Linked DNA regions of Homo sapiens: regions 2, 3 and 4 are each linked to region 1. Evidence: chromatin contacts called from ENCODE Hi-C or POLR2A ChIA-PET data. All regions are on one chromosome and are shown on one strand. Each heading gives the region's core, a stretch centred on a gene start or an enhancer-like site at or near the end of the contact. The rest is flanking DNA. Distances are from core to core; before and after follow the strand shown. Region 1 holds the start of COX14 (cytochrome c oxidase assembly factor COX14). Region 2 holds the start of GALNT6 (polypeptide N-acetylgalactosaminyltransferase 6). Region 3 holds the start of TFCP2 (transcription factor CP2). Region 4 holds the start of RHEBL1 (RHEB like 1).

What was found. Hi-C counts contacts between places; a loop is a spot of excess contacts on that map. ChIA-PET counts read pairs that join two places held with the same protein, here RNA polymerase II (POLR2A). Pooled maps may share reads with other maps.
Region 2: a map with no recorded cell type shows a loop between it and region 1 (12-fold over the local background). The contact joins the promoter of GALNT6 here to the promoter of COX14 in region 1. A Hi-C loop is called at or near these places in 1 of 37 single-sample maps with no recorded cell type and 4 of 50 pooled maps. POLR2A ChIA-PET finds 5 or more read pairs at or near these places in 1 of 52 experiments (Caco-2).
Region 3: a loop to region 1 is called in a pooled map, with 8 times the contacts of the local background. The contact joins the promoter of TFCP2 here to the promoter of COX14 in region 1. A Hi-C loop is called at or near these places in 6 of 50 pooled maps. POLR2A ChIA-PET finds 5 or more read pairs at or near these places in 2 of 52 experiments (A549 and H1).
Region 4: a loop to region 1 is called in a pooled map, with 7 times the contacts of the local background. The contact joins the promoter of RHEBL1 here to the promoter of COX14 in region 1. A Hi-C loop is called at or near these places in 5 of 50 pooled maps. POLR2A ChIA-PET finds 5 or more read pairs at or near these places in 3 of 52 experiments (CD4-positive, alpha-beta T cell, GM10248 and GM12878).

Annotation. Positions count from the first base shown.
Region 1 is chr12:50,110,262-50,113,963 of GRCh38, forward strand. It overlaps COX14 (cytochrome c oxidase assembly factor COX14), which reads left to right and starts at 1,975. Exons shown (of 2, transcript NM_032901.4): 1 at 1,975-2,040. It overlaps GPD1 (glycerol-3-phosphate dehydrogenase 1), which reads left to right. Exons shown (of 8, transcript NM_005276.4): 8 at 1-1,052. RefSeq lists enhancers at 1,415-1,464, 1,525-1,784, 2,005-2,244, 2,255-2,304.
Region 2 is chr12:51,390,138-51,393,839 of GRCh38, forward strand. GALNT6 (polypeptide N-acetylgalactosaminyltransferase 6) reads right to left here and starts at 1,269. Exons shown (of 12, transcript NM_007210.4): 1 at 1,150-1,269; 2 at 713-800. It also overlaps a transcript of SLC4A8 not described here. RefSeq lists enhancers at 446-1,031, 1,032-1,616, 3,660-3,702 and a silencer at 1,302-1,841.
Region 3 is chr12:51,171,504-51,175,205 of GRCh38, forward strand. TFCP2 (transcription factor CP2) reads right to left here and starts at 1,632. Exons shown (of 15, transcript NM_005653.5): 1 at 798-1,632. The coding sequence starts at 919. It overlaps LOC124902933 (a long non-coding RNA gene), which reads left to right and starts at 3,052. Exons shown (of 2, transcript XR_007063307.1): 1 at 3,052-3,180. RefSeq lists enhancers at 915-964, 1,065-1,812, 1,905-1,954.
Region 4 is chr12:49,067,875-49,071,576 of GRCh38, forward strand. RHEBL1 (RHEB like 1) reads right to left here and starts at 2,105. Exons shown (of 8, transcript NM_144593.3): 1 at 1,860-2,105; 2 at 1,161-1,232. The coding sequence starts at 1,911. RefSeq lists enhancers at 1,819-2,128, 2,499-2,548 and a silencer at 2,149-2,268.

The DNA.
Region 1 (3,702 bases), core at 725-3,224:
TCCCCACTCTGTGCGACCTTTCCAAGCCTTCCCTCACCCTCCCCGCCAGCACCCTCTTTGGGGAGCAGGAACTTAATCTGCTGACAGAGCTACACCTTTCATAACAGGCTCAGATCACTCAGCTCCCTGTGACCTTTGTATTCACCCAGGCTTCCTTCTCAGTAGCTCTAGCTGGGGGAGGTGTCAGCTGGGCCCCTCCTGTGCTATCTCCCCAGAGGACATCCCTGACTCCACCCCTTTCTTCCTCCCAAACTCTGCACCTCTTCCTCAGCTGCTCCAGACCGGCCAGGGTAACCAGCTAACCATGCCTGGCATCTGGAAGCCAGCAGGCCAGAGGGTGGCCCAAAGGCTGATGAACGGTAGGGAAGGGTGAGCAGATTCCTATGTTGGTGGGCACCAATATTCCAAGGGCAGCTCTCTTTGCTGAATGAGGGCCTTCTCGTGAGGTACTGACAACACCAGCAACTCGAGAGCTGGGAAACTCAAGGAGGAGGAAGAAAATCAAAACCACCCTACTCCCTGGGGTGAGGAAAGAACAGGAGGGGAGGAGGAGGAGTGTGCTCTGCACTTGCCTTGCTCCAGGATGGGGTGGCAGCAGAGGAATGTCACAGGTCAGCAGCCTAGGCCTCCAGCTATAAATAGTCCGGAGGGCCCGAGAGGCTCCCGCCCGTCCAGCAGGGCTGTCAGCTTCCTGTGTGGCAGCACCTGGCACACTGGCTCTGGCCAGCATTATGCTAAAACCCTGTTACTCTCCAATGAACCAGGGAGGCGGGCTCCTCTCTGCGCCTATCCCTTGAGAATTCTGTCTTACCAGTGAAGGGTGGGGCTGCCCAGATCAGGCAGCAGGAGTGAGGGGCACAGTCACCCCAGGCCTTGCTGAGCCCAGGTCTGGGTACTGAGTGTCCAGAGCTGCCTCCCCAGGAGGTTAAGGTGGGGGCAAAGGGGAAGCTTCAAGCACTTTGCCTACTTTTGTTCACTCCCCAGTGCACTGTGACTCAGGCCTTCCCATCAGGCCTATTTGTCTACCCAATAAAGCGTGTTTTTTCCAGAAACAAGAAGAGTTGGGAGAGGGAGCTTCAGTGCATGTGGCAGTGCGTGTGCTGGCGCGTATCATTGCACGTATGTTTTCCCTCTTACCGTAGGAAAAATGAAAAAAGAAATCCCTCCTCCATAATCGCAGCTACTCCAGGGGTCAGCGGCGGTGCCCACTCAGTCCCCATCCCTCTCTCTCCCCTCCCGCCAGCGCCCCCTCCCGCCCTCGCCGCAAGCTGGCCCCGGCCTTGCCGGCCCTTCTTAGGGGCTTTATCATGCCTCCTGCAAGAATAGAGATCACACACGGGACGGAAACGTTAGACTCTCATCCCTTGTGCCCATTCCTTGGTCACGGGCCAAGCTGCCGCATCCTTAGCGGTCCAGGCATCGCGGTGCCCCTCGGGCCCCTACCTGGACTAGGCCCACAGCCGGGCTCTAGGGGGCGCGCGATCCACCTCCAGAAGGCCGGCTGCGAAAATCTACCCAGCTACTGGCGACGTCACCGCACCGTAGGCTGAGGATTGGCTGACTCTGATTTAGCATCCTAAAACTTCCGGTTCCAGAGCTTGGCTCGCCAAAGACCCTCCCTCGAGGGAGAGAAACCACAGCCCCCAGAATTCAGCGGGCCTCTCCGAGAGCACGGCGCGTCTGAGGATGCGTAGTAAGGATAACGGGCCCGGAAGCCGGAAGTTCAAAGCCGGCCTCCAGCCAGAGTGACGGCCTGCGCGGACTCCCGCCTTAGTGGGCGGAGTTGTGCCGCGTCTGATGCGCAGTTCCCTTTATAGCGCGGCAAGCCGAATCCTAGAGGCTAACCCGGCAGGTGGGAGGGAGAAAGTTGCTTTCTGCACCAATAGCTGAGGCGTTCAGGGTTGTCCAGGGACGCTACCCTCACGTGTCTGGTTCCGAGTGCTGCGTTCGGCTGTGCTGGGAAGTTGCGTAGACAGTGGCCTCGAGACCCTGCCTGCCTGAGGAGGCCTCGGTTGGATGCGAAGGAGCTGCAGCATCCAGGTACGCTGCCGGCTAGGGCCGAGCAGGGGCTGCCAGTCCCACTGCCTGCGCGCCCACCTGGGCCAGTCTCCGCTTGCCGCGTCCTCCCATCCCCTAGTCTGCAGGCCTGGTGCCCTTGAATTCACCCGCTTCTGTTGCGTTGCGGACCGCGAGCTGCACTGCTTCCTGCCCAAGCCCAAGCTCCTCGCAGCAGTAGGTCAGTCTTGCTAGAGCTCAGCGCTAATCCTGTCAAACCTCGACTCCTGCCTGGCGTCTCGACCCTCCACGCTCCAACTCTGCCTCTTCCTTGCTCTATAGACCTCTGCGTCCTGATAAGTGGCTCTCCGGGGCACCCTTCGTGCATATCGGCTATCCAGCTCCACCTCTTGACCGCTTTCACTTCCTGGAATGCTCTCACTGCTCCTCTTCTCCAGGCCATCCTTCTAAAAAGACAGTTCCACTCCCACCCCGATTCCCACCCCTACACCTTTCTGCTAAGTTTTCTCAAGCCCCCACCCTGTCTTTGAGCTGTTGTCTCTGAACTCTCACAGTGCCTCTCCATGAGACCATAAGCTCCTGTATGACAGAAGCCATGTTCTTTTTAGCGGCCTCCGTAGCATGATGTACGTTATGTTATGTTATGTTATGTTATGTTATGTTATGTTATTTTGAGACAGGGTCTTGCTTTGTCGCTCAGGCTGCAGGTGTGCGCCACCACGCCCGGGTAATTTTTAAAAAAAGGTTTTTTTTTTGTTGTTGTTGTTGTTGTTTTTAAATAGAGAAAAGGTCTCCCTATGTTGCCCAACCTGGTCTCCAACTCCTGAGCTCAAGCCATCCTCCCGCCTCGGCCTCCCAAAGTGTTGGGATTACCGGCGTGAGCCACCGTACCCGGCCGATGTACTACTCTCTAAGTGCCAAACAAAAAGTAGATAAAAGATGATGGATACCTTAAAAGCCCTGAGTTGACCACTATGCAGTGTATGCATGTAACAAAATCGCACTTCTACCCATACGTTTACGCAATTTTTTTTTTTTTTTTTTGAGACGGAGTCTTGCTCTGTCGCCCAGGCTGGGGTCCCGTGGCGGGATCTCGGCTCACTACAAGCTCCGCCTTCCGGGTTCATGCCATTCTCCTGCCTCAGCCTCCAGAGTAGCTGGGACTACAGGTGCCCGCCACCACGCCCGGCTAATTTTTTGTGTTTTTAGTAGAGATGGGGTTTCACTGTGTTAGCCAGGATGGTCTCGATATCCTGACCTCGTGATCCACCCGCCTCGGCCTCCCAAAGTGCTGGGATTACAGGCGTGAGCCACTGTACCCGGCCGTTATTTTATTTATTTATTTATTTGTTTGTTATTTTATTTATTTTTTTGAGACGGAGTCTCGCCCTGTCGCCCAGGCTGGAGTACAGTGGCGCGATCTCGGCTCACTGCAACCTCCGCCTCCCGGGTTCAAATGATTCTCCTGTCTCAGCCTCCTGAGTAGCTGGGATTACAGGCATGTGCCACCATGCCTGGCTAATTTTTGTATTTTTAGTCAAGACAGGGTTTTATCATATTGGCCAAGATGGTCTCGAACTCCTGACCTCAGGTTATCAGCCCACTTCTGCCTCCCAAAGTACTGAGATTACAGGTGGCTCACGCCCAGCCTTTTTTTTTTCTTTATTATCATTATTATTATTATTT
Region 2 (3,702 bases), core at 19-2,518, 1.3 Mb after region 1:
TTCTTTCTTTCTTTCTTTCTTTTTTTTTTTTTTTTTTTTTTTGAGACAGAGTTTTGCTCTTATTGCCCAGGCTGGAATGCAATGGTGCGATCTCAGCTCACTGCAACCTCTGCTTCCCAGGTTCAAACAATTCTCCTGCCTCAGCCTCCCAAGTAGCTGGAATTACAGGCGCCTGCCACCATGCCCGGCTAACTTTTTGTATTTTTTGTGGAGATGGGGTTTTGCCATGTTGGCCAGGCTGGTCTCGAACTCCTGATCTCAGGTGATGCACCAGCCTCAGCCTCCCAAAGTGCTGGGATTACAGGCATGAGCCACCACATGTGGCCGGAACCAAAGCATATTTCAAACCCCTCACCTGACCTGGTTTTCATCATCACATGAATTTCCCTGTCTCATCCTTCTTAACCTTTCCTTTGATGGGAAGGGAGACAGCTCATCTGTCTGGAGCGGAGAATAGGGCCTGTGTGGTGCACACACATCTCTGGTAGAAGGCGCAAAAGTCCTCGAGGCTCTTTGGTGTGTCCAGAACTATGAACCTCACCCAGTGCCTGTAAATTGTGTGTGTGGGCCTGGGGGCGAGCTCAGAGCACAGAGTTAACATCCTTTCTGAGAGTGCTGCAATGGGTTGTCGGCTGCTAGAAGGGGTCTGCTGTAAGCTTTGTGGGCAAACTGACCACCCTCCACCCCCATACACAGAAGAGCCCCATCCTACCCTCTGCAGACGTCTGGGTCTGCGATGATTGGCCCTGGATGCAAGTAAAAGCTGTTTCTCCTTTTTGTCAGCCTGGGAATCTGAACAACTGAGGAAATAGGGAAGTCGGTGACAGTCACAGTCATGAACACCCAGCAGATTCCATTTCCCCACAGCAGGAGGCAGATCCCTTCCCACCCCCAAAAGCCCCCAGGCTCTGGAGGGAATTCAACCAAGCAGGGCTCAGACCGACCTCCACCAGCGAGGCTTCTCCTTGCTGTCCCCTTCTGCTCAGGCGCAACGTGGCAGGGCAGGAGGAAACCTCTCTGCAAGAGTTGCCGTACCAGAGCACATGGGGTGGCCCGATCTGGGGAGACGGGGCACAGAAGGAATGCAGGGCATGGGTGGGTGAGGGGAAGAGGGTGTGGAGCCCTGGCTCTGGCTTGTCCCCCTCTCACCCCTCCAAGTTCCAGAGGTCTGGGCTCCTCATTCATCTCGTAAGCGCCAAGGTGGAGGGGGGTCCTACCGAGGGAGGAGCTACAGGCCACCGCGACCAGCAGAGAGCGAAGGCAGGAGGGACCAGCCTGGCCCAGCCCCTTCATTTTACTGTCGGGGGTAGTGAGGAGGAAGAGGAAGAGGCGAAGGCTGGCGGAGGAGGAGGTGAGAGCGAGGACTCGGCAGAAGCGAGATCCGCCGAAGGGAAGTCCGAGCAGTCGGGGAGCTCAGGGGGGCCCTCCCGGGGAGAGGGTCGCGGGCTCCTTCTGCCGCTTACCTGTCGCGCCGAGGCAAAGCCGCAGCCGCGCCGCGGGGTGGCTCCCGGGTTTCCCCACCGGACGGCCGGGAGGGTGGGACCGGGGCGGGACCTCCCCCAGCTGCACTAACGCGCCCGCCCCGCCCCTCCCTGGCCAGGTGCAGCGGGTCCCGCCGTGTCCTCAGCCTGCTGCGGGCCCGGGAACTCCCGGCGGACCGGCAGAGGGGCGCCCCGGCTTCTCTGCGTCTCAGCCCGCCCCGGGGGTGCGGTCTTTGCGGCCAGGCTTTCAGCGCGGAAAAAGATTGGAGGGTCCTAGTCACCCCAAAGAGGACAGGCATTAGCAGAGCCGCGGGCGGCGGGTGCATGGAACCGGAATGTGCTGCGCGCCAGCCTGGAGCGCTCGGAGCCCGGAGGCCTGCCCCGGAGGGGGAAACGCGGCGGGGCGGCCATGGGCCCCGGGGTCCTGCCCCAGGTTTGCTTCTCATTTGTGCTCCATCCAACAAGAGCTCGTATTCCGTGTGCCATGAACTGTGTCAAGGGCTCCAAGTGCCAGGTATCAGGTGAATCCCAGCCCCAGCAAACTTTAAACCTACTATGATTATTCCGAATGTACCGGGGAGGCAGCTGCTCACACAGCAGAGGGTGTTTCTCAAAGTGGGATCCCCCACCAGCAGCGCCAGTCAGAATCACCTGAGAACTTATTAGAAATTTTGGCCGGGCGCGGTGGTTCATGCCTGTAATCCCAGTACTTTGGGAGGCCGAGGCGGGCGGATCACAAGGTTAGGAATTCGAGACCAGCCTGGCCAACATGGTGAAACCCCGTCTCTACTAAAAATACAAGAAATTAGCTGGGCGTAGTGGCGGGCGTCTGTAATCCCAGCTACTCGGGAGGCTGAGGCCGGAGAATCGCTTGAACTCGGGAGGGGGAGGTTGCAGTGAGCCGAGATCACGCCACTGCACTCCAGCCTGGCGACAGAGCGAGATTCCGTATCAAAAAAAAAAAAAAAGAAAAAAAGAAAAGAAAAGAAAAGAAATGGGCCCCACCGCAGACCTAAATATTCCGAAACTCGGGTTGGGCCCGGCGACTTGTGTTTTAAAAGCCCTCCGGGTGATTTTGTGCATGCTCGACCTTGAGAACCCTGAACAATTAGTGGCAGGGCTGGAATGAGAATCCTGGTAAACCCGCCTCCTAAGCCGGTGTTCGGAATTACCCCGCCAGGGCCCGTGCTGCTCAGTGGTCCTCTCCGGCGCTGCCTCGTGTGCTGCAATCTTTTGGGGCCTTAGCAACAGAGAAGGAGCGCGCATGACTCCAAATAGCCAATAATTTGAAAACTTTCTATGGTAGAAACTTCTACCACTAGTTCAGTTTCTCTTTTGTTTTGATATTTAAATAAATTTGTCTTTCTTTCTTTCTGTTTTCTTCCTCTTTCTGCTGCCCCGCCTCCCTCCTTTTTTCTTTTTTCTTTCTTTCTTACTCTCTCTGTCTCTCCTTTCTCTCTCTCTCTTTCCTTCTTTCTCTTTCTTTCCTTCTTTTTCTCTTTCTTTCTCTCTTTCTTTTCTTTTCTTGCTCTACTGCCCAGGCTGGAGTGCAGTGGAGCTATCACGGCTCACTGCAGCCTTGACCTCCGGGTCTCAAGCTGTTCTCCTGCTTCAGCCTCCACAGATGCATGCCACCATGCCCAGCTAACTTTTTTTTGTAGAGAGGGAGTTTCGCCATGTTGCCCAGGTTGGTTTCAAACTCCTGGGCTCAAGCCATCCTGTTGCCTCGGCCTCGCAAAGTGATGGGATTAGAGGCATGAGCCACCGAGTCCAGCCATGAATTTGTATTTCTAAGACCCTAAGACCTGGGAGCAGGAGCATGAGTGAGTAGATCCTAGCAAGAAGTTCTGACACGCACTGGGAAAGGCAGGGAAGCCAGCCGGGTGTTAACAGGTGAATGAAGAAAGTAATCTTTTTTTCTAACCTGAGACTCCAAGGTAGGTTTGATCTATTCAGAAGGTGAGATGTTCTTTGATGGAGTCAGGAGAGAAGGCCAGCAGAGTGTGGAGAAGAAGAGTTGCCCAGCTACACATGATCAGAGTGACGTGAAGGATGGACATTCTCCCAGGAGTAGAAAGGGGTTCATCTGCTCACTCTTGGCATGATGCCCGACTCCCCTAACTCTAAGCAGCCTTCCACCAACTCCCTTCCTTTCACATTCCAGGCCGTGGGCTTTAAGCTCCTAGAGAGACTTTCTACAGAGCTTCCTTGAGCATCCCTT
Region 3 (3,702 bases), core at 382-2,881, 1.1 Mb after region 1:
AGTGGCTGGGATTACAGGCCCGCGCCACCACACCCGGCTAATTTTTGTATTTTTAGTAGAGACGGGGTTTCACCACGTTGGCCACGATGGTCTCGAACTCCTGAGCTCAAGTGATCCGCCCGCCTCAGCCTCCCAAAGCGCTGGGATTACAGGCGTGAGCCACCGCACCCGGCCGAAAGGAGATTTTTCATCTGTTATCAACAACTGGCTTGATACATAAAGATCCAGAAGCATCTTAAGTTTTCTTCGTCACTTTTTCATTTCACAGCTTATGTTTTAAAAGTCAGAAATCCCAGAATTAAGTAAAGTCTTAAAGCAAGCTAGTGGTAAGATAGAGCTGTACGGACTTCTTCATCAAGGACTTCCATATCTTTCCAACAAGAAACGAACCAATATTCATCATTAAGCACCAGCTCCCAATTTCCCAACTTCCTAGATACCATTCCTATGCTATATGTAACCCTTCTTCACACAACGTCAGACTTACCCACACATACACCATCAGTCCCCAAGTCTCCCACATTGGCACAAAAGCCTCTCAACATTCATCTGGTTACTAATCAGGGACCACTTCCTTCTTCCACTGATTCTGCACAGGCTTCATATCGCCTACAATCGCTTTTTCCATTTCTTCCACAACACTAACTACTCAAAGCGACAAAAGAACAAGTCCCTTTTCCCCAATCGTAAACAGCTTTTTAAAACTCTATACACCTCCTTCCCACTCAACCCCTTTTCTTAGTGTCTATCCGCCTTTGTTATTCAGAAGGTGTAGGGTCTGGGAAAATCTCACTCACCTCATGCTATAGGCACCAGCACCCAGTTCCTGGCCGATCCCGGACAGGCTAGCATCAAAGTCCTGCACCAACCCGGATTCAATCACTTCGTCGGCCAGAGGCAGCTTCAGAGCCCAGGCCATCCTGGCTCCTTCCTTGCCCCAGGAGACACCGTGTCTTGTACAAAGGCGCGGAGGGTAATTCTACCCAACAGGAGTAACGCAAACCAAGAAAACTACAAACCAAGGTTTCCCACGCAGTGCCCACCAGCCACCCCCAAGCCCGACCAGCACTGCTCTGTGCACAACTAATCTCCCGTACCCTTGGCTGCTCGTTCTTGGCTGCCCCAGGTTCCAAAATCCCCCCTGCCCAGCTCTCAGGAACGTGAGGACCCCTTTGCTCAACTACTGCAGACTTCCCAGAGGCAGCTCTGGACTCCCGCACTCCCACTCCTCTTGAGAGTTCGTAGTGGTGGCTTGCTGCTTCCCAGTCAGACCAGCAGCAGCCGCAGGAAGCCAGCCCGGCGCTCCCACGCTGCTTTTGCACCTTTTCCCCCGCCCCTTTCTGCTGGAGGCCCCCTCCCTCCCAGGTCTCGCTCTCTCTTTCCCCTCCAGGCCTCGCTTCCGGTCAGTCCCACGATCACTTCCGGTCACCCCTTCTCAACCCCACGGCTTAGAACCAAATCCAGGTTTCCGCTGAGCCGACTTCTCGCCCTCTGTAGCCCCCCACGGCCTGGAAACATGGAAGGAGAAAGTCCAGCACAGGCGTAAAACCTAGACTCGCCAGGCCCTTCCACCGTCCGCCGCCCCAGCGCCAACCAATCATGGCGTCCTCTTTCCTCGCCTGCCCGGCGAACATGACGTCACGCTGTCGTTCGCCTATAAAGAAGAGACCGCGTCAGTCTCGGCAGCGATGATAGGCGGGCTGCGCCACGGCTCTGCCCCCGAGATGGGCTGGGCGATCACGGGGAGGACCCGGCGTGCAAGTGTCCGGGTTTAAACGTGTATCCGTGTAGTTACCAGAGTTCTGGTATTCGCTACCCATCAAGTCGTCACCCTGAGCCATGGAAGGAGCCCTTCTTCTAGCCTTATGAACCCACTCCACCCCTGGCGGACTCTTGACGGCTTCCCAAACGCTCCTTACGTGTGTGCGCTTGCTCCTGCCCATACTCCTGTCTCCTTAAACTCACCTCTCCGGAGGTCAAGACCCTGCATAAGTCCCACTTCCCTGTATATTCATTTTATCTTCGGCATCCTCTCTAATGCATTTGAACAGAAAAGCATGAGATCAGTAAAAATGTGGTTTTTAGGCCGGGCGCGGTGGCTCACGCCTGTAATCCCAGCACTTTGGGAGGCCGAGGCGGGCGGATCACCTGAGGTCGGGAGTTCAAGACCAGCCTGACCAACATGGAGAAACCCCGTCTCTACTAAAAATACAAAAATTAGCTAGGTGTGGTGGCGCGGGCCTGTAATCCCAGCTACTCGGGAGGCTGAGGCAGGAGAATCTCTTGAACCCAGGAGGCGGAGGTTGCAGTGAGCCGAGATCGCGCCATTGCACTCCAGCCTGGGCAACAAAAGTGAAACTCCGTCTCAAAAAAAAAAAAAAAAAAAAAAAAAAAAAAAAAAAAAACAGTGGTTTTTAAAAGGTTGTTGTGCTGGTATGGGGTGTTGGAATTTAAAAGATCTGAAAATCAGAGTTTAGGCTGGCGTCTTCATTTGCTACTTTGGTGTCTTCAGAACAATTGCTTAATGTCACAGATTTAGCTTCCTCGTTTGTAAACGGGAGTGGGAGTAACTTTATCTGCTCCACCTTCCTCCTTTGAGGATTGAGTAATAATGGCCATTGTTTATTAAGTATCAACTACTGCTAGGAACTTTATTACACTATGAGTAGTCCTCAAAGCGATCTTGGAATTAGAATTATAAAGCTAAATTTAATGACTCTTATTTTATCAGTAAGAAACCAAGGCTAAGCCCTTAAATTGGCCGGAGCTAAATTGACATGCCAGCTTCAGAGCTGATTCCAAAGCCTGGCATTTTTCGTTACAAGACATTGCCTTTATGTGAAAGTCTTGGTTCATTGTTGTATTCCGTTGCTGAATTTTTTAAAATCTGCCTTGACTTATACTTTTGTATATATCTGCCTCTCTCACTAGATTGATCTAAAGAATAAGGAATAGGTCTTTTTCAGGCTTGCGTTCTAAATATCTCCTACTATAGTTCCTGCTTTCAACAGGACTTTTAAACATGTTTATTGAATTTAAAAAGGAATGAAAAAGGAATAAGAGAACCAAGAAAAAGAGAGAAGTTGACATGAAGATGGCAACATGTTGTGCTGGTATGGGGTGTTTCAGCCACAGGCATCTCTCTGAAGGCTCCAGGCTTAAACCTGCCGTCTTACCTTGGTAAGCCCTAGGATCAAAGTCTTAGCTCATTCTGGAGACATTCAGTATCTCTTTAAGCCATCTTTTCTTCCCATGAGCCAGTTCTATCTCAAAATGTGTGACTGTGGATAAAGGAATGGGTCCTGGGCTCATAGACAAAAAGAGAGATGTCACATGGAGATCTGAGGGCTCAAAGTTTTTGGGTTTTGTTTTTGTTTTTGAGATAGAGTCTTGGTCTCTCGAACAGGCTGGAGTGCAGTGGCGCAATCTCAGCTCACTGCAACCTCCATCTCCCAGGTTCAAGCAATTCTCCTGCCTCAGCCTCCCGAGTAGCTGGGATTACAGGTGTGTACCACCACACCCGGCTAATTTTTGTATTTTTAGTAGCGACGGGGTTTCACCATGTTGGCCAGGCTGGTTCTGAACTGACCTCAAATGATCCACCTGGCGCAGCCTCCCAAAGTGCTGGGATTACAGGCGTGAGCCACCGTGCCCGGTGGTCAAAATCCTTTGTAAACCAGCATTGTACTTAGGGTATTTTTA
Region 4 (3,702 bases), core at 855-3,354, 1.0 Mb before region 1:
TAATTTGTAAAGATCAAATAAGTGTATCTGGAATATTCATCACCTTAAATATTTGGCTTTTCTTTATGCTAGAACCATTTGAATTCTTCTCTTCTAGCTATTTTGAAATGTAAAATAGCTTATTGTAAGCTATAGTCACCCTACTGATCTACTAAGTCTTATTTCTTCTATCAAACTATATATTTGTACCCATTGATCAATTTATCTTCATCCCTCCCACTCCCTTCCCCCTTACATTCTTTTTATTCTTTTTTTTTTTTCTTTTTTTTCTTGAGACATTGCTTCACTCTTGTTGCCCAGGCTAGAGCGCAGTGGCACGATCTCGGCTCACTGCAACCTCCGCCTCCCAGGTTCAAGCAATTCTCCTGCCTCAGCCTCCCGAGTAGATGGGATTACAGATGTCCATCACCATGTCCGGCTAATTTTTTGTATTTTTAGTAGAGACGGGGTTTCACCATGTTGGCCAGGCTGGTCTCGAACTCTTGACCTCAGGTGATCCACCTGCCTTGGCCTCCCAAAGAACTGGGATTACAGGCATAAGCCACGGTGCCCAGCTTTTTTTTTTTTTTTTTTTTTTTTTTGAGACAGTCTCACCCTGACACCCAGGCTGGTGTGCAGTGGCACGACCTTGGCTCACTGCCACTTTTGCCTCCTGGGTTCAAGCGATTCTCCTACCTCAGTCTCCTTTGTAGCTGGGATTACAGGCGTGCGCCACCATGCCCAGCTAATTTTGGTATTTTTAGTAGAGATGAGGTTTCACCATGTTGGCCAGGTTGGTCTCGAAATCCAGACCTCAATCCATCCGCCCGCCTCAGCTTCCCAAAGTGCTGGGATTACAGGCATGAGCCACTGCGCCCAGCCTCCCCTTACATTCTTAACCTTGGGGGTGACACAGATAGATCAGCTCCAGGGAGTTATCCAGGTAACTGGAAAGACACGCTAAGGTTCTTAATGTCTACATCTAAACTATCCCAGACTCAATATCTTGCAAAATCCATACTCTAGCCATCCATCGAACAGGATTGCTAAAGAAGAAATCAGATGTAATGTCTAAATAAATCAGCCCCTTGGCACCAGAGAAATAAATTATGGAGTTGGGTGGGGTATCCAAGCCCTCCGGGTCGCATACCACCAGCACACTAGGGGAGAAGTCTACTCACTATTCTCCACTGTAGGATCGTAGCCTTCCGAGAACTCGCCTTCCACAAATTGATGTGCCAAAGATGTCTTCCCTGTGGGGAGCAGTGTGACAGTTGTATCCAAATCATCCATCCACATTCACATCCTCTGTCCTTTCGGACTGTGGCCCAGGACCAAAGGAGACCCCAAATTAACACCACAGTCTGTGAGTGCCTCAAGCAATGCTATCCTTTGTGTCTACCCTCACCCTCTTTTCACCCAGGGTCTCCGCACTTTGGCTACCGGATGCATTCAGAAGCGCAGCAGGAAGCCTTTCCCGCCGCCTTCCCCACCCCATCCCACTCGTAGGAAGATCCAAGATTCCCTAGGATCAAGTCCGCCCCGCCCCAGGACACCTGCGACTATCTGTCCCCACGGAGACCGCGTCCCGGTTTTCAAATTGTGACCCCACCCCTATCCCCAAAGTAACGCTGGGACCACTCTGAGATTCCCGCAGCCAGGTCCGCATTAACCCTTAAGTGCTCCCGCTTCCTGCAGCCTCCACACACCACCAACTCTTCCAATCCTCCACTCTTCCATTCCTCCACTCTTCCAATCCTCGCTCTACAACCCCATCCTTACGATGTCATCATTCCTCCCTGGGTCGCGTTCCCACGGCAGCGCGCCTCTTCTGGCTACAAAGCTGCTGCGCGTCCGAGCTCTGCAGGGCGGAGACTCACCTACACAGCGGTATCCGAGGATGACCACCTTCCTGTAGCGGACTAGCGGCATGGCAGGAGCCCGCCCCAGGGGCTTGCGGAACTGCGGGCTCAGAGAGCCCGAAAACGAGGTCAGGGTGTGAGCAGGCGCGGCAGCTGGTGCAGGAAAGTCGCTCACCCCGAAGCTGCCGTGGGCAAGTTAGAAGGAAACCAAAACAAGCGCCGCGCCCGGAGCTGCCCACGTGATCACAACACAGCACGTCTAACGCCAGGGAGCCGGGCGCCCGGGGAACTACTGAGCCGCGCCGCGCCGGGCTCCGCCCCCCAGGCCGCTCGCCATTGGTCCATTAGAATGGGTAAGGGCGGTGCCGCCAGCAGGAGGGAAGGGTGGGCCTCACGTGGAGCGGGAGAACTGGGAGCTGCGCGTGCGCAGACTGGAGCCGGTTCATTCATAAAGAAACAGAAAGGAACCCGGGGTCCTAAAGGCGTTTGCGCATTTACAGCCTAGCTGAAGTGGCTTCGAAGAATTATGGATGGAAAATACCCGTTTTGTGGTTTCCGGTCATAAGATTCTAGCCCTCCCTTTTGCATGGTCTCTGGGGTCCTTAGATAGGGAGAAAACCGCCAAAGTTCTAGTATATTCCTTCTGCTTCCCCCAGCCTTCAGCCCCAGACCTATCAAGGTTTCCAGTCTTCCAGCATCTAATTTCAAACTGCAATTCTTATTCTTGCAGAAATTGCTAGAATTTATGATCAAGTAGTCTGAGGTTTCTTCTTCATCATCATGATCCTCAAATATTCATTTTTCAACAAATACTGAGTATATACTACATGTTTCAGGCATTGCTCCAGCTTTGGGGTCAGAACATGGACATCACAGACAATGTGTCTGCTCTTATGAAGGGAGAAACAAACATACAACAAGGAAATATCAGAGAGTGTTAAGTGCTGTAGAAGATGGTGTGATGAAAGATGACCACTTTATTTTTTTTATTTTTTTATTTTTATTTTTATTTTTTTTGAGACGGAATCTCGCTCTTTCTACCAGGCCGGAGGGCAGTGGCTCTATCTCGGCTCACTGCAAGCTCCGCCTCCCGGGTTCACGCCATTTTCCTGCCTCAGCCTCCAGAGTAGCTGGGACTACAGGCGCCCGCCACCGCGCCCGGCTAATTTTTTGTATTTTTAGTAGAGACGGGGTTTCACCGTGTTAGCCAGCATGGCCTCCATCTCCTGACCTCGTGATCCGCCCGCCTCGGCCTCCCAAAGTGATGGGATTACAGGCGTGAGCCACCGCGCCCGGCCGACCACTTTATTTTTTAAAGACAATACAGCATTTTTAATTTTTTTTCTTTATTTATTTTGAGACAGGGTTATGAGACTGGCTAATTTTTGTATTTTGGGGAGAGATGGGGTTTTGCTATGTTGCCCAGGCTGGTCTCGAACGCCTAGCCTCAAGTGATCCACCTGACCCGGCCTCCCAAAGTGCTGGGATTACAGACGTGAGCCACCGAGCCTGGCTGAGATGACCACTTTAGTGATACTTTCTCTCATAGGAAACCCCATTTAAACTAAGATCTGAAGGAACCAACTAGGAGATTTCACAAGAAGAATCCACCAATGCTAAGGCGTTAAGATGGAAATAAATTGGGTAAATTCCAGGAAGAGGGGAAGAAAAAAAGAAAGCCAGTTAGCCTAAAGCAGATGAAGTCTAAGAGAATGGCAGAGGCCAGGCCACATAAAGGAGTCTGGGCTAATTCTAAGTACTTGAAGGTATTTAAGCTGGGGCATGACATGATCTAAATTGTCTTTCTAAAAAATCTCCCTGGCTGTAGTGAATAGATTGGGGTTTGAGGGTAACAGGAGCA